Linked DNA regions of Mus musculus: region 2 is linked to region 1. Evidence: chromatin loops called from intact Hi-C (ENCODE). Cell type or tissue: gastrocnemius. All regions are shown on one strand. Links, peaks and the distances in the headings refer to the core of each region. The heading gives the core; the rest is flanking DNA. Region 1 holds the start of Zfp52 (zinc finger protein 52). Region 2 holds the start of Zfp229 (zinc finger protein 229).

The links. A loop is a pair of places that touch in the nucleus more often than their neighbours do. Peaks named below come from ENCODE experiments on the same cell type or tissue, not always from the same donor. Only the 100,000 strongest peaks of a DNase experiment are listed, where the experiment ranks them.
Region 2: a loop joins it to region 1, with 2.7 times the contacts of the local background. A loop is called at or near these places in 2 of 42 quality-filtered maps.

The regions. Positions count from the first base shown.
Region 1 is chr17:21,529,968-21,540,141 of GRCm38, forward strand. Zfp52 (zinc finger protein 52) reads left to right here and starts at 5,572. Exons shown (of 5, transcript NM_144515.2): 1 at 5,572-5,866; 2 at 8,606-8,703. 9330136K24Rik (RIKEN cDNA 9330136K24 gene) reads right to left here and starts at 5,911. Exons shown (of 3, transcript NR_131123.1): 1 at 5,856-5,911; 2 at 4,461-4,504; 3 at 1-604. It also overlaps a transcript of Zfp53 not described here. In gastrocnemius, for the core only: CTCF peaks have their summits at 2,196, 2,738 and 4,661 (motif pointing left); DNase peaks (open chromatin) are centred at 1,849, 2,244, 2,335, 2,666 and 3 more places; H3K4me3 peaks cover 4,598 bases; H3K27ac peaks cover 6,779 bases.
Region 2 is chr17:21,729,893-21,740,066 of GRCm38, forward strand. Zfp229 (zinc finger protein 229) reads left to right here and starts at 3,832. Exons shown (of 6, transcript NM_001164676.1): 1 at 3,832-4,066; 2 at 6,166-6,229; 3 at 9,543-9,620. The coding sequence starts at 9,591. In gastrocnemius, for the core only: a CTCF peak has its summit at 3,714; DNase peaks (open chromatin) are centred at 3,876 and 4,703; H3K4me3 peaks cover 2,064 bases; H3K27ac peaks cover 1,663 bases.

The DNA.
Region 1 (10,174 bases), core at 877-8,876:
TGAATAGAAACATGTATTCTAAGTACAATCAGCCATTTGAGCTCCACCCCAAAACCAGTTACTAACTCCTCAATTATTTGGTCCATCTTGAGCCAGTATACATTTTCTATAATGATGAGATATCTATTGTAAATCACAGACCCTTGAAGGCTGTCAGGCCATTGTTGTGGGAATACATAAAATTACAGTAAAAGAAACACATCTAAGTAGTTGCTGGTTGACTTATTGTAAGAAAGAGCTTATGGAGACAACCATTTATCAAATGTTTAATTTTGGAACAAACCCTATTAATCTGATTTGTTTTTAAAGGACTGTACATGGGATACTGTCCCTCAACATGTGAACACCGAAAAGGAGTCTTGTCAGTGTAGTGAGCTTGGTGAAATGCTTCATGAACCCCCAAACTGTGTACTTTATAAAAGAAGTGACACTACAGAAACCTCCAATAACTACAGATGCTGTAGTGACAAGGAAGCCTCTGTTGACTCATCAAACCCACATAGACATAAAAGCAGGCACACTGGAGAAGAACCTTCTGAATCTAAAGACTGTGAGAAATCCTTAACTTTGTCTTCCAACATTCCTCAAGATCAGAGATGCTACCCTGAAGAGAAAGAGCACAGGTAAAGAGAGTGTGATGGTGACTTCATCTCTACATACAGTCTCATGCAACAAACAATCTTCATTGGAGAGACACCACATCAGAGTGGAAAATGCAGGAAATGCTTCAGTAACCCCTCAAGCCTCGCTGTCCATCAGAGAATTCATACTGGACAGAAAACCTTCAAGTGCAATGTTTGTGACAAATCCTCGATTTCTCTGCTGAGTCAGGGTAGCACCAGAGTTAGCCATGTGAAGAAAGACCAGGTGTTTGTTTTGGGGGAACCTCTGATACAGAGGCTACCACCCACAAACACACTTTTGGTTTGATCCCAGACTATCAATTGGGAAGGCAATTCTAGAGTGTTGGGATCTCTGGCAAACGCTGGGAAGATGGGTGCCATGGAATCTAAAACAAAAATTTGTTCAAATTTGTCTGAACTCCCTGTGTTCTCCCAGGGAGAGCTGGGTTCCCTACTCTCCCTTCACTGCACTGACCATAGGGCTCCACGTGCCTCCCTATCCTTACCCTCCCTCCCCCTTCACCTCCCTCCTGTTGCAGCAGCAATGGTGGTTACCATAGTGATGGTGAAGGATCAGGCTGCTCATTTTAAATTACCCCCTTAAACCAGCAGGAGTAAAGTTTGCATGCTGGGTAAGAAGCACTTGACTTTGGGACAGATAATAAGGGTCGAATTATGGCTTCACCACCATCTTTCTTAAGAACAACAACACAGGACTTGAGTAGACCAGGAAAGTCTCCAAAAGATACTTTTCATTTGAGGTAATGTTTTTGTTTCTAGTGAAAGGCCAAACCTACTCTATCTTGGGACCGGCCTCCAACATAAAGATAAAAAAGCCTGAGAACTTGACCTGCAGCAGAACCCAAGCTGCATCCAAGTACCAGGAAGGACCCCATGGTTTGTCCTTGGCCAGAGTTACTTTCTAGCAACAGTTAATCAAAGATTAGTCTGATTTTTTCAGACGTACTTTCAGACCCTTTGGGATTGTTCATGATCTTGCTTCAGAGCACCCACCTGTCAGCTTACAATAGACATTCAGTTAGATATTTGTTAGGCTGGACGCCCCCTCACTTACTCCCATTCCTTATAAAACCTTGTCCTGCTGAGGGTTTGAGTCTGCTCTGGCCGGGTGTGGTGGCGCACGCTGCTCTGCCTTCCTTTCTGGTCCTGCTTTGTCAGGGTTGGGTTGGAGGAGAGCCCAAATCCAAACTTGAAATAAAGAGACCCAACAGAAACAGCTCCTTGGTGGCCATTTGGGGTTCATGAACTCTTCCTGGCACAACATTTTGGTGCATTGGCCTGGAACTCCAAGGCCACCAGGACCCAACCCTGGAGAATCTCGGCACTGGTTATCTCTGAGTCTGTGAGTCTATCCATGTGTGCTTGTGTGATACTGTAATAATCCTGTTCTGAATAATTCTGTAATTCTGTTCTGAAGAGGCCTAAAAAGCTGTATTACCTGGCAAGAAACAGCAAAAGAGGATGTAGAATCCGGCTGCGGTGGTCACCCTGGTACATCCTAGCCAAGGGGGCTTAGGCGTCGTTCCAAAGATTCTGGGGTACAGAGTGCCCCTGGTGTTAATGTCAGTGAAGGACAGAGCGGAAGTGTCCTGTTTGTTTTAGCTGCTGTATAGTTGTCTGTTCTGTGTGTGTCACTTTAAGGAATGTTGAGGGACTGACGCTGTAGCGATTTGAAGACCCACCCAGCCTCTCGGCTTAACTCTTTCTTTTCCAGACCGATTCGCTACTTTAGGGAGCCTGAGAGTCCCGGGCCTAGGTGCTGGTGTCCCGCAGCTGCGGCGGGAAGTCGCGCGGGGCTGAGCCCACCTCGGGCGGAAGGCCGTGGGGCCTCGCCGGGGCGGGGGCCCAGTCACTCCGCTGGGGAGCCTACCGGCCACCGCGGCGCCCTGGGCAGCGGGGAAAACCTGGGACCCGAGTGGCACCGCTCCGCTTTGCGCAGGCAGAGGAGAGGAGCCCAGTTACTCGGCGCCAGCCAACAAGATGCTGTGGTGCGCCCGGGCTCCTCGGGGATTCAAACCCCAGTGTGGGGCTCTCCCTGCAGGCGGCGGGGCACAAAGAATCTGACCCGACCCCTCGATTAGCCGCGGCTCACCCAGGCGCGTTTCTCTCCCCTTCCGCCGAGCGGCGCACACAAGGGTCCACGGCCCCTAGAATGGTCTAAGACTCCCGCGGCCCTAACCTAGATCTCCATAAGTGAGGACATGAGTTCCCAAAGAGCAGAGCTTCAAGCTTGGACAAAAGCAGGAGAGGCCGATGTCTCCCTTTACCAGATCGTAGAATGGCCTCCTGGTCACTCATTTTGCTCAGTAAATGGCTACCCTTCCTGCCAGAAGTGCTCGCTCCCGATCTGAACTGATGTAGTCTAAGTTGTAAAGAGAGTGGACACCATCCTGCCACACTCAGCCCACTGAGAAGAACAACCACCGGGGCAGTCACCTTCCCAGAGCTACAATAAGACAATATACTATGTTAAGATGGCAGGCAACCCAGGAGGGCTTCAGACTAAATTTTTCCAGCCTCTGCCTCTCCATGCCCTCTGCCCAAAGATTAAAATAAAGATAAGATTGGCCTTCAGAGCCTGAGTCTTTCATCCTGTCCTTGTGTCTTTCCTTGTTGATAAGGTCCTGATAGTTACCCAAGGTAAAGGCACAATTTACTTGATAGAAATGAGTTAACAAGTGGATCTTCTATCTACTGACACTGAAGACATCTATTGTACTAGAGAGGATATTCTAGTTGAGGTGTATGAGTTTTCAGGCACATATAACATACCAAATATAAATGACATGAAACAAATATTATAAACAAGACTAAGAGGAGCAATATGACTGAATCAATTATAAAATGACATCTTCAAAACAAAGCCCAGGACCAAATTGACAGAATTCTATCAGGACTTTGAAGAGCAGCAAATAGACTAATATTTAATACTTCTTGACACACACAAAAATATCAAGACTTCCTGACTCTATTATCTGATACTAAGCCAGATAATGAATAAACCTGACATGTTGGAGCATGCCTTTAATCCTAGCATTCCAGAGTCAGGAACTGCTGATCTCAGTGAATTCAAGGCCATCTTGGCCCTCAAAACTGAAAAAAAAAAAAAAAAAAAAAATCCATCAGATACTGTTAGAACTAAGAAGAAATTACACACTGATTTTTTTTTAATTGATCTAGGTATGTTATCACGGGCCTTTAAGCACAGGTTCACACAGAGAAACCTTGTCTACCATGAATGAATGCCCCGATTTTTTTATTATTAGTTATTTCACACATACACACACACAAAGATAAAATGCATGTATATCACAGCATTGTGTGTTTCTGTGCCCACTTCAAATACTGCCCATTCTCACTCCTACCTCTCTGCTATCCTGGTCCACAGTTCCAACAGTCACTTTGTTCATGTCTATTCATATTGCCTGGCACCCACTAAGATGAACCAGAGCCATTTGTGAGACTGTGGGTTTGAAGCTATGTTCAGGAGCCTGATGTGCTCAGCACAGGATGACAACTAAAGCCAGTGATTCTTCTTCTACAGTCTATCCATTGCCAATGCCTGAGAGGTAAAGCCTTTTCCCTTTCCTAGATTGACCGTGGTCTTGTGTGGGGCCAGTGCAGGCAAGGACAGCTGCTCTTGGTTACTGATTGCAGTAGTTGTATGGAGTCTAGAGAACTCTAGACTTGGAATTCTTAGCCTTTCCCCCTCTCTCCCTTCTTATTTCCTAACCATCTCTTCTTCCTCCATGCTTCTCAGAGCTAGACATTGGATTGTAAAACTGACTTTTCTAGGGTTGGGACCACAAACCTTACTTATTTTCTGCATCTGGGACGTGCAAGATTCTCTGCGTACACCACTGTACTAGAGAGAGAGAGAGAGAGAGAGAGAGAGAGAGAGAGAGAGAGAGAGAGAGAGTTAGTTCTAGGTTTTATCTCAAAGCACTTTTGGAATCATGAAGACAAACTTGTTTCTGCTTTACTAAAATGACATGTCCGCCATCTAGTGGTGAAAGAAGTTCAATGAAGTATGAATTCAGTCCTGACTGTTGAGGTCTGTCCCTGTAACATAGCTGTAGCCATTTTGTTCCATGCCTGCCAGCTATTTCACATTGTTTCTGTAATATGCCAGTTAGTCATTGACACAGAAAAATAATTTGACTCAGAGCAGGGTCGTGTTCCACATACCCTGTTATCTTCTGTGTGTTCTGAAGTTGGTTAATCTTAAGAACTTTGAAAATTATATGCTCCACTTAGGACCAATCAGAATAAAGGTCAGATAGAACTGCTCTGTCTGGCTAGCAAAAATAGCTTGGGTCAGAGAAAACCACAGGTCAGCACTTCCTGCACCTGCATATGAGCGCATTGTGATTTTTTTCATTCTTAAACCAGTCCTGAGAAGTGTTTGTGGTTGTAGCTCAGCCCCCAAATTCTGATCAGTCTTAGGGTATGCATCCAATTATCTGTCCTTGTCTGACTGAGATCAGGGTTTGTGTGGCATGTAGGGCTACTGCTGGACCCCAACACTGACCACTGAGTTCTTGAGACAACCTCCCCCCTCCCCCAAATCCACGTTCCTGAAAAGTCTCTCTCCAAATCAAAATTGAAGTATTTGGTTTTGGTTTCTCATGTTTGTGTTTTGGGGATGGGACTCTGGCATCCGAATTTAGCCTGTTGTTTGGTATGCAGTATGTGGTGGAGAGGATGATAGTGAGATGGGGATCTTAGGTTGTCTGTTTTGCATCTGAAAGATTCAGAATTCACTATGGGGATCAGATATCGGGGTGCAGGGTCCTACCAGATATAGTTCTGGTCTAGACTGGCTGCAAGAGTGTGGGGAGACTGTGCAGAGCAACCTGAAGGGAAGAGCTGTGGCAGAAAGAAGCCTGAGACAGAGTGGGAGGGGCCGGTCTCCGCTGGGCGGGCCCACTCGCCCAGAAATAGAGGATGGAAGATGTGGTACATTGGCTGGGTGTAGAGGAAGGGTGTAGTGTGGGTGGGATTAGAAGACTGAGGCCAGGGAAGCTAGGAAGCAAGGTGTGTTAGCTTGGGAAGTGGGACTAAAAAGTCAAAGTCTGGAGTGTCAAGAATCCGGTACAAGACTGAGCTGGGGTTGGGGTTGAGGGGTAGAGCGGCTGCACAGTGTGGAATCGCGTGGTGGAGACCTGAGTATGGAGGAAACGGCGGGGCTCGCAGAACCGGAAAACTTACCTATACCGCAGGTACCTTTTGAGCATCCTGGGAGAGTCAGCAGTTTAGCAGCTGGCAGAGGCAGCAGCGGGGGATGGGGGAGAGGAAGTGGGAGTGGGGGTGGGGACAAGGGAGGGAGGCGCTCGAACCTTCCAGGTCCGAGGAGCTGAGGCGGGGCTGGGGAATGGGCAGGAGTGGGAGGGGAGCAGAGCGGGATCAATTTCCCCTCTGATCATAAGGATAACGACTCTCAAAATTGTGCTGTGGATGTCAGACCCTCGTCGATAAATTTTCAGTAATATTAACTGGAATAATACTATTTCTTTTTATTGACCTTCTGGCTGATCTAGTAGAATATTTGAATTTATCAGTTAATATTTGAAAACGCAGCTCTCTTTGCTATGACGGAAAGGACAAAGCTATTGAAATTTACAATCATCCATACTAACTTCCGTATTCTACCACTTCTCTATTTAAGAAAGTGGCATGTGGTGGATTCCCCATGAGCTTTTAGTCACGAAAGGAACTCCTGCAAACTTAAATGAATTTGATTGTACTGTTTGTTGTGAGTTTTACTGGTATGGATGTAAAAATTAAGTTTTAAAAGTAAACTGTCTATCTACTATTAATTTTCCATCGGGAACGTATGCAATCTGTGATGCAAATTGTGAAAAGAGTGGCGCCAGGCTTGGTGACACTCACGTTTTATCTCAGCACTCAGGAGCAAAGGCTATATAGTGAGTTCCAGGACAGCCAGAGCTATATGGTGAGACACTGTCTCAAAAAACAAAACAATAAAAATAATTACAAAAAAAAAAAAAAAAAAGAGGAGGAGAGAATAAATAATGAAGGAAGGAAAGAAGAAAGGAAGAAAGCAAACAATCAAGGAAGGAAAGCCAGCTAAGAAAAAGAAAAAAAAATGTGTCTTCTTGTTGAGGTCTGCCCCATCTCAGAATAGCTGTAGCCATTTTGTTCCATGCATGCCAGCTATTTCAGATTGTTGCTGTAACATGCCTGCCAGTCACTGACACAGAAAAATAACTTGACTCAGAGCAAGGTCATGCTGATCACGTATCCTGTTATGTTCTGTTTGAGGTTTGTTAATCTTAAGAATTTCCACAAAGCCTTACGTAGGACCTATCAAATTAAAGGTCAACATGAACTGTTAGTCTAAAATGGCTTGAGTCAGAGCAGAGCCCTTCCTGCACCTGAATGTGATCTCATTGTGCTTTCTGTTCTTTGGGTTTTTTTCCTCCTTTTATAAGCTTACAGGAAAAGATATTTGTGTAGTTGCTCAGCCCCTGAAGTCTACTACCTGACTTATGAGTCTTAGGTTGTGCCTTCAAAAAACCATCAAGGATCAGATGGCTTACAGAGATCAGGATTTGTTTGTGTGGTTTGTTGGGCAACTCTTGGACCCCAACACTTTTGCTGAGTTTTTTTTTTTTTTAATATTTTTTTATTCTATATATGTGAGTACACTGTTGCAGGCTTCAGACACACCAGAAGAGGCCATTGGATTCCCATTACAGATGGTTGTGAGCCACCATGTGGTTGCTGGAAATTGAACTCAGGACCTCTGGAAGAGCAGTCAGTGCTCTTAACTGCTGAGCCATCTCTCCAACCCCTCTGCTGAATTCTTAATGTTGTAAATTAGAGTCTGGAAATCAGAGTATTCTCTTTGAGGGAATCCGGTCACAGTATTTTCACAGCTAGACAGGGCATTTTATAAACCAGTTTGTGGTGGCATATACCTTTAATCCTAGCACTCCTGAGGCAGAGGCAGGTAGATCTTGGAATTCTTTGCCAGCCTGGTCTACACAGTGAGTTTAAGGATAGCCAGGGCTACACAGAGAAACTCTGTTTGGGGGGAAGGGGGATAAAGAGACAAAAACAAAGTTAAGAGGTATTATAATATAGGATAATATTAGAAACAATCTTGTGAATAATTATGATCATCTACATCAGAAAAAAAAATCTCTGCAATCCTCTTGTTTTTCTTGGTTCAAAAAAAAAAAATTCTGCCCATGGATACATGACCAAATTGCTATGTAGAAGTCATCATATAGACCAGGCTGGACTGGAATTCACAGATTTCCACCCACCTCTATCTCCTCAGTGCTCACATTAAAGTTGTGCACCAGCAGGAATGTTCAAACCATTGTCTTTTATTTTATGGTCTGTTGACAATCAGTGGTGTGACTGTGGACTTCTCCCAGGAGGAGGGGCAATGCCTGGTCTCTGCTCAGAGGGCTCTGTACAGACTGCATGTTGCAGAATTGGAACTCTCTGATTTCTGTGGGTGAAAATAGTTTTCTTGCTATCTCCCTTGCTCCTCCTTAGGGTTCTTGGCAAATTAGACTGCAGGTATGTGAGATTTGTGTGGATGAGTCTCACATTCTACAGAGAAAGGTGAAATCCTCACAGGAACAAAGACAGATTTCAGGAAATTCTTTCTCTTCTCTGTGTGAGTTCCTTTGTAAGTAAAAGGCTTCCATCATTTTTAGTCCATGAGAAGTTCATCACTGATGTATTGTATTCTCATTCCAATCATTCAGCTCCATTTCTGCACCTGAGAGTTGATTGAGCTGTGAATGGAAGTGTGGTTCAAGTTATGCTAACTGAAAATGCTTCTAAATGTTTTCAGTATTATGACATTGCCTGACACTTGCAGGGTCACTGTAGAGTCTTCATTTCTTTTCTCTTTATCTACTGAGCACAGTACTTTGTTAGAACAGGGGCTTTCTCTTTAAACTCTTTCTCATGTGCAGGGCTCACTGAACACCCAGACCTCAGACCTGCTCACCTGTGAAACATAACAAAGAGCCCTAGAAGGTGGAGAGGGAGGAGACAGTACCTAAGGATCCAGGTATGTTGGAGGATTGGTGAAGGGATGGCAAGGGATTCAAGTGAATGTGGAAGTGGGACATGAAGTCACTTTTGCCGAATTCTGTCTCACTAGAAATAATTCTGGAGACTTCCACGGACAAAAAACTCCTCAAGATTATCCTATTGTAGAGATGAGAAGACTTTCTGCAGAAAATTGATACTAGGAGGCAATAAACTTTTGCTTGACTATGAGTGCGAGTGATGCTGTCCTTACACTGATCACCTAGGCCTACATACCAATATTAAATGACGTTCATTTTAGTGGTTTTATTGTATTATAAAATAATAATTAATAACTTTAGGCACATTTATTGTTTTCTGAAAATTTGTATTCTAGCATATTTTCTACCCTCAGCGTTAATTTTTCTCTTCCTAAAAATAATGCCAACAGACTTTGGATAAGATCAGGAACTATATTTGCAGACATGATAGGCAGTTTCCCATGAATATCTCCTACTGTCTGTTGTCATGACAATTCCATGTGGTTCCATTGCTGTGGTTGTAATATACTGTGAGATCACCTCTTCATGTGGTCCTCTTAGTGTTTTCCACCTCTTTGCTGTTCTTTGGTACTTCCAGCATTACTTTTTTAAAAATATGCAAGTAGGATTTTAATAGGAATTGAGTGGCTTCTAGGAAGACAAACCTTCTTCTAGGTTGTCCTCCCAGGTTTGTAAAGCACATGGTCAATGCGCCTGTTCTCACGTGTTTTATGTAGTCTCCTGTTTATGTCTGCTGGGGATGTCTACATTCTGGGTTTTGTGACATGCAGCCATGTTTATCAAGGAATTTCTGTCTAATGGTCCATTTTATCATTTGCTAATGCTCTTTATTTTGTAATTTTGTATTTTAATACTTTTGTCTTGGATTTTCTATCACTAGTATAATTGTGATCATCAGTCTTCTTACTGCTGTCTATAGTCATTACATTAAAAAAAAAAATTAGGCCAGATGGTGTCAGTGCAAGCCTTGAATCCCAGCTCTTTGGAGGAAGAGGCAGGCAGATATCTATAAGTTCAAGGGCAGCCTAGACTACAGAGTGAGTTCCAGGACAGCTAAGACTACTGTTTCAAAAAATATATATCTTGTGTCATTAAATATTGTTGAGACCTGCCCCCCTAACATAGCTGTGGCCATTTTATTGCATACATGCCAGGTATTTCATATTGTTGCTGTAATATGCCTGCCAGCCAATGATGTAGAAAATAACTTGACTCCAAGTAGGGTCATGCTGACCAGAAAGCCTGATGTGTTCTGTATTTTATGAGGTTTGTTAATCTTAAGAAATTCCACAACTATAATGTTTCATGTAGGACCCATCAAATTAAAGGTTAATACGAACTCTTATGTACAAAATGGCTTGAGTCAGGGCTAACAACCAGGTAGCACTTCCACCATCCATTCCAAGTGTATGAGCTCAATGTGATGCTTGCAGTTTTATTCTTTATAAA
Region 2 (10,174 bases), core at 706-8,705, 200 kb after region 1:
ATACAAACCACAAATGACCTTAATTATAAGTATGATAGAAGATAGATGGTAGATGGGGAAAGTAAATGCTGGTTGTCAGTGGCTGGAGAGAATATGAGATAATGAGTAATGGCAAGGCTATTGCTTAGTGGCATGGATAAGTTACGTTAATTGCCACAACATGATAAATATAAACCATAATCTAACATGTAATGCTTTAAATGATTAGAAAGATAGAATTTGGATATGTTCCTTATAAGAAAGAATAGAGGGTTAATGTATAGATATACTAAGTACTACAATTAGGTCAGTGTTAGCCGGGCGTGGTGGCGCACACCTTTAATCCCAGCACTCGGGAGGCAGAGGCAGGCGGATTTCTGAGTTCGAGGCCAGCCTGGTCTACAGAGTGAGTTCCAGGACAGCCAGGGCTACACAGAGAAACCCTGTCTCGAAAAAAAAAAAAAAAAACCAATTAGGTCAGTGTTGCGTGCACGCGCACGTGTGTGTGTGTGTGTGTGTGTTTCTTATCACAGAAATAAAAAAGAAAGACATGGGGTCTCACCATGTAGCCCTTATTGCGTCCCGCTCGACCGGCAAGAAAGACGCAACAAACCAGAATCTTCCGCGGCAAGAGCTTTATTGCTTGCTTCTCAGGAAGATCCCAAACCGGGAAAATGGCGCTGCTTTTATAACCCGCAGCGTGACGTTTCAGCACCTGATATGGCGTGACAGCTCCTGGTTCGTTGCTTGCCCATCACCCCACTATTACACCCCGAGAATGGGAGTGACTAGGAGTGAATTCACTCTTGCACCTGCGTACAGGACTTGTTTACTAGTTAGGCACAGCGGAGGCCCGCGCCATCTTATAATGGCGATTGCTCGCGGCACACACGGCTCTCCTCAGAGATTACTGGCAGCACGCATGCAATTGCTCGCAGCACGTACCGGCTCTCCACAAGCCCTGTTTTGTTTTTGTTTTTTGTTTTCAAGACAGGGTTTCTCTGTGTAGCCCTGGCTGTCCTGGAACTCACTCTGTAGACCAGGCTGGCCTCAAACTCAGAAATCCGCCTGCCTCTGCCTCCGGAGTGCTGGGATTAAAGGTGTGTGCCACCACCGCCCGGCATCACCTTGAACCCATGGAGATCTGCCTGCCTCTGCCTGCTGAGTGCTGGGATTAAAGGTATGTGTCAGCCCATCAAATAATAATAGTAGTAATTACAGTAATATTTTGGTTTTCTGAGACAGGGTTTCTTTGTGTAACCCTGGCTGTCATGGAACTTATTCTGTAGCCCAGGCTGGCCTGGAACTCAGCGAGATATGTCTGCCTCTGATTCCTGAGTTCTGAGATAAAAGGCATGGGCCCCCACCAGCTTACTTTAGTAATTCTTATTAAAACATGAACTGCATATTGAGCATTTCTGGTCATTAAGAAGATCCATGTTCTTATCTTGTCATTTCTATATATTTCAGTGGCTGGAGGTATTGTGCATCTTTATTGTTCATTGTGGTCATTTCAAGCACGCATTACTAAATAATACAACATCTAGCAGTTCATTGGTGGTAGAACTCAGCATGCACAAACTGAGGATTTTCCTGTATGTTCCAGAATATGTCAGTAAATAACAGTTGACAAACTTTATATGGTCATCATCTGTCTCATCTGAGACCAGTACTGTGAGAAATCCTTGTAATTTCTGAATAAATCAGGAGTGGCCATGTGCCTCTTTCTCATACCGTGTCTAAGGTAGACCAGGAGCTAAACCAAGAACCCTGGGCTGCAAAGAACGGGGAGATAGTAATCAAACAAAGAGTCAGATTTGAGTGGATGAAAGAGCCCAAGTAAGGAGTTCAGTCAAGTTGAAAACATACTTGAAAATGATTTTTCCTTGCTGTTTCTCAAGAAACAAGTCTTCTTTTTCTATTTAACTTTTCATTTATTTTGAGGATTTCATGAATGAGTATTGTGTGTTTACATCATTTTCACCTCTTTTAACTGTGTGTGTGTGATTCCTGGTGAGTCAATTTAGTGTTGTGAGGTACATGTATTTATGGATAAACACTTGGAATTAAATAAACGATCAGTTTTAGAGATTAGAAGGTGTTTGATAGTTTTCACTCAGGAAATTGCCAAGTTTTCAGTCTTGGTCAAGAATGATGTGTGGTGGCACACACCTTTAATCCAAGCACTTGGGAGGCAGAGGCAGGCGGATTTCTGAGTTTGAGGCCAGCCTGGTCTACAGAGTAAGTTCCAGGATAGCCAGGGCTAGACAGAGAAACCCTGCCTCAAAAAACCAACAAAACAAAACAAACAAAACAAAACGAATGATGTGTAATGTAATCTAGGGTTACTGGTTTTTGTTGTTTTTCTTTAATGATATCTCTTCAGTTTGTTGATCTATATTTTGACTAAAATACATGGGCTATAGTTTTTAAAGTTTAAAAACTGTACATATTTGTTTTTAATAAGTAAAACAGTATTTTTAGTATAACATTGAAGCTAAATGGAAAAATATCTTGCCTCTAATTTGAAGCACTCATATTTTATTATTTCAGCATGTGAGAAGCAAAGGATAATTACTTGGCTTATTTTGTGAAATTGGTAACTCAGTGGGATGGCTTCCTTGGGAATCTTTTTCCCTGGGGGATATAACCCCCAAATATTTTACTTGATTTTTTTTAACACAAATTGTATGTTTGTTCTATTTTAGATTTGATCAGTCCAACACAAGTAGGCAGCATTGTAATTAGAGTCCTATTTTATGTGTGTTGATGCTGTGTTCATAAAATTTAGCCACTTAAGTGGCTGAAGAACTTAACTTTGTAGTTTCTACGAGAGGCACTTGGCCACGGAAGTATTTGTTTATGTTCTGCTTAAAGAGCAAAAGGGTTTTGTTGTCCCAGTCAGTAATGGGAATGACAAGGTTTTCCCATGAAGAACAGTGTCTTTACCCAAAGCAGTATGTGCCTGATGTCAAGTAAAGGGTGGGAGGGTCGAATTCCTTTCAATGTCTGTAAAGAAATTGATGCCTGCCAATGTGCTGTCAGAAAGCCTTTAAACAAAGAATCCCAAGATCAAAGCATCAAAGATTCAGGATGTTGATACTCCACGCGACCTGTGACATAAACACTGAAGACATATTGCTCTGAAGAAACAACAACAACACATACACACATAGACACACGCAAAGGGACATGCACAACGTTTACCAGGAAAATTAAGGAAGTCAAAAATGCCAGGAACAGATTACCAAGAAATATAGCCTATGTTTACTGAGAGCTTCTACTTTTTTTTTTTTTTTTCAAGACTGGATCTCGTTATGTAGCCCTGGCTGTGCTGGAACTCACTCTGTAGGCCAGGCTGGCCTTGAACTCAGGCCTGGCTCTGCCTTCTGAGTGCTGAGATTTTACAGGCTTGCAACACTACTGCCCAGTGAATTTCCTTTTTCCCCGTTACTTCATATTAAGTTTTCCTTAACACCTGGCCTTATTGGATTCATCTATTTAGTCCTCATTTTTCTCTCCACCCTTTGCTTGTGATTTCTTGATCTCCAGTCATTTTGTTCTGTCATTTTTAAGTTTCGTTCAGATATTTGAACCCTTTCTTTGGGCTTTCACGCCATTGAACAGTCTCTAGAACTGTTTTGTAGTCTGCCTCTAATTTGCCGTCCTTAGAGAACACTGCCCCCTTTTCACCCTTTCCCATGGCAATTGACATTTCTTAAGGTGTCTGCCGCCCAGTGGGCGTTGGATACTTGCAGTTTTCAGAACAACATAGCTGGGACCCTTGGGAAAGTAAACGGAACAGGAAGTAGGTGGGCGGGATTGGGTACGGTGAGAGGACACTTAATAGTGGGTGGGACCAGAGTAGGCAACATATTCCCAAAAGCGGGAGAGGGCCTCAGCAAAACTCGCCTTTCCCTCAGAAATTTCCGGGGACACCTAGTGCAGAATCTGGGCCAAGGACACTGCCCAGGGTCTTGCGGAGACGTGAAAACTCCCGAGAGCCGCAGGTGCCGCGCGGGGCATCCTGGTAGAGTCAGCAGCGCGGCGGCGGAAACCGCAGCCCGGCGGCCCTGGAACCTCCCAGGTCAGAGGCGCTGCGGGGCTGGAGCGGAGTAGGGTGTGATCGGTTTCTGGGCTACTCATTAGGACTCTGCTCTCATGAGCTCCTAAGAACTGGACAATTCCTGACTTTTTTTTTTCTTGTAAGGTTTTCAACATATTCTCTTAAAAATCTCACAATTCTCTTTGTTAGTTCGGAAAGAACAAAACACTTTAAATTATCCAAGCTTTTCAAGAGAGTAGCATTTAGAGCTGGTGGATTGTCAACCTAAAAAACTTGTTAGATATTAGTCACATAAGGATCGACAGAAGAATCACAAATATATTTTCACAAACTCCACAGTTATAGTTGTAATCATTAATATTTACTCTGTAGAATTTTATCACTAACTTGACATCTGAGATGCACACATTCTATGATGTAAATACAGTACTCAAAATCTTGTATTCCAGGTGAGGGTCTTAATGTTACATCTTAGAGTCCAGAAAGTCACCTTATGCATGCTGAGTGTGAAGATATCAGACCCTACAGTATGTTCAGTGACAAAGCACCACAGTAGAAAGGACCTTTGCATAACTGTGGCTGCTTACTTACTTCAGAAAACAGTCTCCAATTCAATGTGCCCTTGGTTCATAACCTGCACTTTACTCAAGGGCAGGTGGCCAAAGTGTTGCTTTTTATTTCAGGATTTGTTGATCTCCAGTGATGTGGCTGTGGACTTGTCCCAGGAAAAGAGGGAATGCCTACACTCTCTTCACGGGGCTTTTTGCATAGAGACTTCATGTTAGAATTAAAGTGGGATAAGGTAGAAAAGACCATTTATTTGATACTGAATTACTGATTTATTGAATGATTTACTTAAAGCACTGCTGTAGTGTTCTGCAACTTCATCTTGCTACTTGGAACAGAATGACCTGGAGAGGTGGCGGAAACAAAAGTCTTGCCCTTACCTACCTTACCCGCAAAGCTTACATCTGTCAGCTGTAACCTGCATTTGAAAAACCTCCAAGCTAACTGCCTTGATGCTTCAGGGAAGTCCTGCTTACTTTCCTTCTGGCCCCACCTTGTGCTTATAGACTATAAAATGCATATAGGAACTGGCCTGGAGACCAGGCCTTTCAGAGCTCTCCCACCTTTGGTCCATCTGTGACATCTATTCTTTCACTGGCAGTGGTGTCTCAGAGTGCTTATTCTAGAATGATTACAATAGAAGCACAGCCTTTGGTTACTGTGTGTGAGAAGAGTTTTCTGGATCTATTATTTTCTCATCCTCAATTTCCTTCTCAAAGGAAGGGGCCGCACGTGTGTGAGCTCAGTGTGGCTGAACTTCACACCACAGCTCATTACAGGGAGAGATTCTCAAAGCAGGAAAGGACATTGTTATGAAGTGTTCTTTACTCCCCATGTTTCTCATTTGGGGAAGTGTTGGGTTTCTTTCATTTCTGCCCCATGGTAAATTCAGAGACTCAATAGTTTAAAATATTGTCATCCCAATCATGAAGTTTCATTTCTGCTCTTGAGGGGTTTTTAATTTTAAAACATTTTGTATTTGCTTGTGTGTTTTTGCTTACATGTATGTCTACACCACTTTCATGCCTTGTGCTACAGAGGCCAGAAGAAGGGGTCAGATACCGTGGGATTGGAATTACAGATGGTTGTGAGCCACGGTGAGCGTGCTGGTCCTTGGTCCTCTAAACAAGCAACAGCTATGAAACAATCTTCCCTGCCCTTTAGTTTTGGCTGAGCTGTGATAAGAAGTGGGATTCAAGTTATACAAACTGGAAAAGCTCCCTGAATCTTTTCAGTATTCTAACACCACATGACAAATGCGGAATCATTTGTAAAATTCTCTATTTAGTTTTCTCTTTATCTAATTGAGCATAGTACTGTGTTAGAAATCCTGGTACTTAGCCAGGCGGTGGTGGCACACACCTTTAATCCCAGCACTCGGGAGGCAGAGGCAGGCGGGTTTCTGAGTTCGAGGCCAGCCTGGTCTACAGAGTGAGTTACAGGACAGTCAGGGCTGCACAGAGAAACCCTGTCTCGAAAATCCAAAAAAAGAAAAGAAAAGAAAGAAATCCTGGATCCTGGTACTTATTGATAAATCTCTTTCTCATATCCAGGACTCACTGATGAAGTGGAACAGCGAGTGCTGGATGGTGAAGAGAGAGAAGACAAAGGATCCAGGTATGTTGGGGGAAATTGAGGCAGGGATTGGTGAGAGGCTTAAGTGACAGTAGAAACAGGACGTGAAACTCATTTTTGCCACATTCTGTTTCACTAGGAATGATTCTGGAGACTTCCACTGAGAATAGCTTTCTTGAGATTATCCTATTGTAGGTGCTGAAAGACTTTCTATCTAAGAATTAATAGTAAGAAGCAAATGTAATTTTATTTGACTGTGCATGAGGTAGATGGTATCCATCTTGAATTCATATCATTGATCATGTCTTGAGACCAATATTAAATAGTTTTCATTACTATAATTTTAACATATTATAAAATTAGGAAGGGGCTGGTGAGATGGCTCAGTGGGTAAGAGCACCCGACTGCTCTTCCAAAGGTCCGGAGTTCAAATCCCAGCAACCACATGGTGGCTCACAACCATCTGTAACAAGATCTGACGCCCTCTTCTGGAGTGTCTGAAGACAGCTACAGTGTACTTACATATAATAAATAAATAAATCTTTAAAAAAAAATTAGGAAAATTGATGCCTCTCTGTTTTTCTCTGTTCTCTGAATTTCGGAGTTTTCTGTAGTTCCTTCAGATTCTACATCTTTTAGAGTTAATTTCTCCATTTCCTAAAATAATGCCAGCAGAATTTTGATAAGAATTGCCTAGTATGTCTCTAAAGTATTAAGCTTCATGTTCATTGTCCTCCTGATGATACCTCCTGTACACTCACTGGACTTATTGCTACAGTTTTAACAGATTTTCGAATTTCCTCTGGGTTTGATCTTCCTTTGAAGATGTTTGAGCTATTCTTTGTTTCCCCCAATTTGATATCACTATCTCTATTCCTACAAAAATGCCAAGAAGATTTTGATAGGAATTTCTTGGAAACTATACAGAAGACAAACCTCCTTCTTACATTGTCTTTACATGTTTGAATAAGCACATGCAAGCTGTTGATTTTCATATCCTGTGTTCTTTTGTTTTCCCTCTGCTGTTGATATCTGTATTCCAGGAACTTGATCTGTAGACCAGGCCGGCCTTGAACTCAAATCCACCTGCCTTTGCCTCCTTAGGGCTGGGACTGATTAAAGGCATGCACTACCACCTTCTGGAGACTTCTAATTCTAAGATTTGACCACAGTAGAGCATGCTCCCTGAAGTTTGAGAAGATTGTGAGACCTCTGCTTTTTTGTGGATGGCTTTCTGGAAGGCTGCTAGGCATAATCTTTTTCTGCGCTGTTGATGCTCATCTTTTCTTAGCAATACTCTGTCTGATATTATTATCTGACACTAAATGTTGGGTGGATGCTAAAGTTCCCCAGCATCACTGTCTGTTTTTTTCCCTACCATTCTGTCACGATTGCTTCAGGTATTTGGAAGCTTTCCATTTCTTTTTCCCTTTGTTCCTTTCTGACTACCTGTCTGTTTTTTTGTTTTGTTTTGTTTTGTTTTTTAATGCTAAGGCCTATTTCTATTTGCATGTTTTCTTTGGGCAATATTCATTTATATTTGAAGAAGTCACTGAGAAGAAAGGACAAACTCATAACAGTTTGATTATTTTTTCTCTGTCTTCCATAGCTTACCATCTTTCTGAGCTCCTTGCCTTTCATTGGTATTCTTATAGCTTATTCCTTTATAAATTTCATTCTGGCATCTTCTACAGTATTTCTATTTTCTGCTGTGAAGTGATTTCAGAAGTCATCTCATTATAAGAATTGTTTCATTTAGAAGTAATTCTAAACAAAACCACATGTGTATATAGGATTTTTTTAAAAGATTTATTTTATTTATTATATGTAAGTACACTGTAGCTGTCCTCAGACACCAAAAGAGAGAATCAGGTCTTTTTACAGATGATTGTGAGCCACCATGTGGTTGCTGGGAATTGAACTCAGGATGTCCGGAAGAGCAGTCAGTGCTCTTAACCACTGAGCCATCTCTCCATCCCTATAGTTGGATTTCATGACATTTTTTTCCTTGTTTAGTTGTTTAGGAAACTGCATACTTACTTGCATTGTGGCTGCAGTGAGTTCAAATTCCCACTGACAGTATATCTCCATATTCTTCCTCCTGTGTTGTATCTTTGTCATTGTTTAGGACCATGAGGGTACACACTGACTGGTCAGAGTGATCTGTAGCTCCATTTAGAAACTAGTTCCCTATGTTCACATATGAACATGTTTCCCCTTTGTGTTACTTGGCTGGTTCACTCTTCTAGGTCATACATAAACATTTGTGAGTCATTGCACCAAGGGAGAGAATAGGCCCAGTTTTATATTTTCTGAGTGGACTGATATTTTCCTCAACACCATTGGTTGAGGAGACTGTTCTATTCTTCAGCTTAAGATTTTGGTGTTTTCAAGAAAATCAAGAAGGAAGACCAACACGTGGATACTTCATTCCTCCCTAGAGTATGAAATAAAATATCCATGGAAGGAGTTGCAGAGACAAAGTTTGGAGCTAAGATGAAAGGATGGACCATCCAGAGACTGCCCCACCTGGGGGTCCATCCCATAATCAGCCACCAAACGCAGACACTATTGCATACGCCAGCAAGATTTTGCTGATGGGACCCTGATACAGCTGTCTCCTGTGAGGCTTTGCCAGTGCCTGGCAAATACAGAAGTGGATGCTCACAGTCATCTATAGGATGGAACACAGGGCCCCCAGTATAGGTTCTAGAGAAAGTACCCAAGAGCTGAAAGGGGTCTGCAACCCTATAGGTGGAACAACAATATGAACTAACCAGTACCCCCAGAGCTCGTGTCTCTAGCTGCATATGTAGCAGAAGATAGCCTAGTTGGCCATCATTGGAAAGAGAGGCCCCTTGGTATTGCAAACTTTATATTCCCCAGTACAGGGCAATGCCAGGGCCAAGAAGTGGGAGTGAGTGGGTAAGGGAGCAGGGTGGGTGAGGGGGGAGGGTATAGGGGACTTTTGGGATAGCATTTGAAATGTAAATGAAGAAAATATCTAATAAAAAATGTGGGGAAAAAAGATTTTGGTGTTTTGGTAAAATTACAGATGGACTCAGCTGCTTTGGATGTTCTATATCTGCTATTCCATTGCCCTGGGCTGTGTCTTCTCTTCTGCAACTACCATGAGATCACAACTTTTTGTTTGTTTGTTTGCTTGTTTGTTTGTTTGTTTGTTTTAGAGACAGGGTTTCTCTGTGTATAGGCATGGCTGTCCTGGAGCTACCTCTGTAGACCAGGCTGGCCTCAAACTCACAGAGATCCACCTGTCTCTGCCTCCCAAGTGCTGGGATTAAAGGTATACACCACCACTTCCTGGCTTCCTAACAGCTTTTCATATTAATTTTAGGTACAAAAGTACAAGAAGAGAAAAGTCAGAAAAGGACAATAGGGAGAAATGGCTGGTTCTCCGGTAAATACATTCCAGGTCAGTGTTACCCCCACTTCTAATCTATAGAATAGTTATGTGTCTGGTTTTTTGAAACAGGATTTCTCTGTATAGTCCTGGCTGTCTTGGAACTTGTTCTGTGGATCAGACTGGCCTCAAACTCACAGATCTACCTGCCTCTGCTTCCTAAGTATTGGGACTAAAGGCATACACTACCACTGCCACCAGGTTCACTGCAGGCCTTTAACTCTGTGTTTATGTTATTTAAAGTGTTTGTTTTATTTTTCTTCTGATAGATAAAATTAACTGTGTAAATGTACATCTCCAGTGAAGCACAGCCTTCCCTCCAACTGTCCTCCCCAGACTTCAGCTTGTAAGGGTAAATTAATTAAAGACCTGTATTCTGAAAGTATTTTCCACTTTGACTGATGATCAAAGAAATATATTAATCCCCAGTTGCTGCAGAGGGTGTATATATATATATATACATATATATATATTGTTGAGGTCAGGAAATTGTCGCACAAACCACTCAGACATTTATCTCAGTTAAACAAGCTCGTTCATTGAAAGCACACCCCAAGACTGATCAG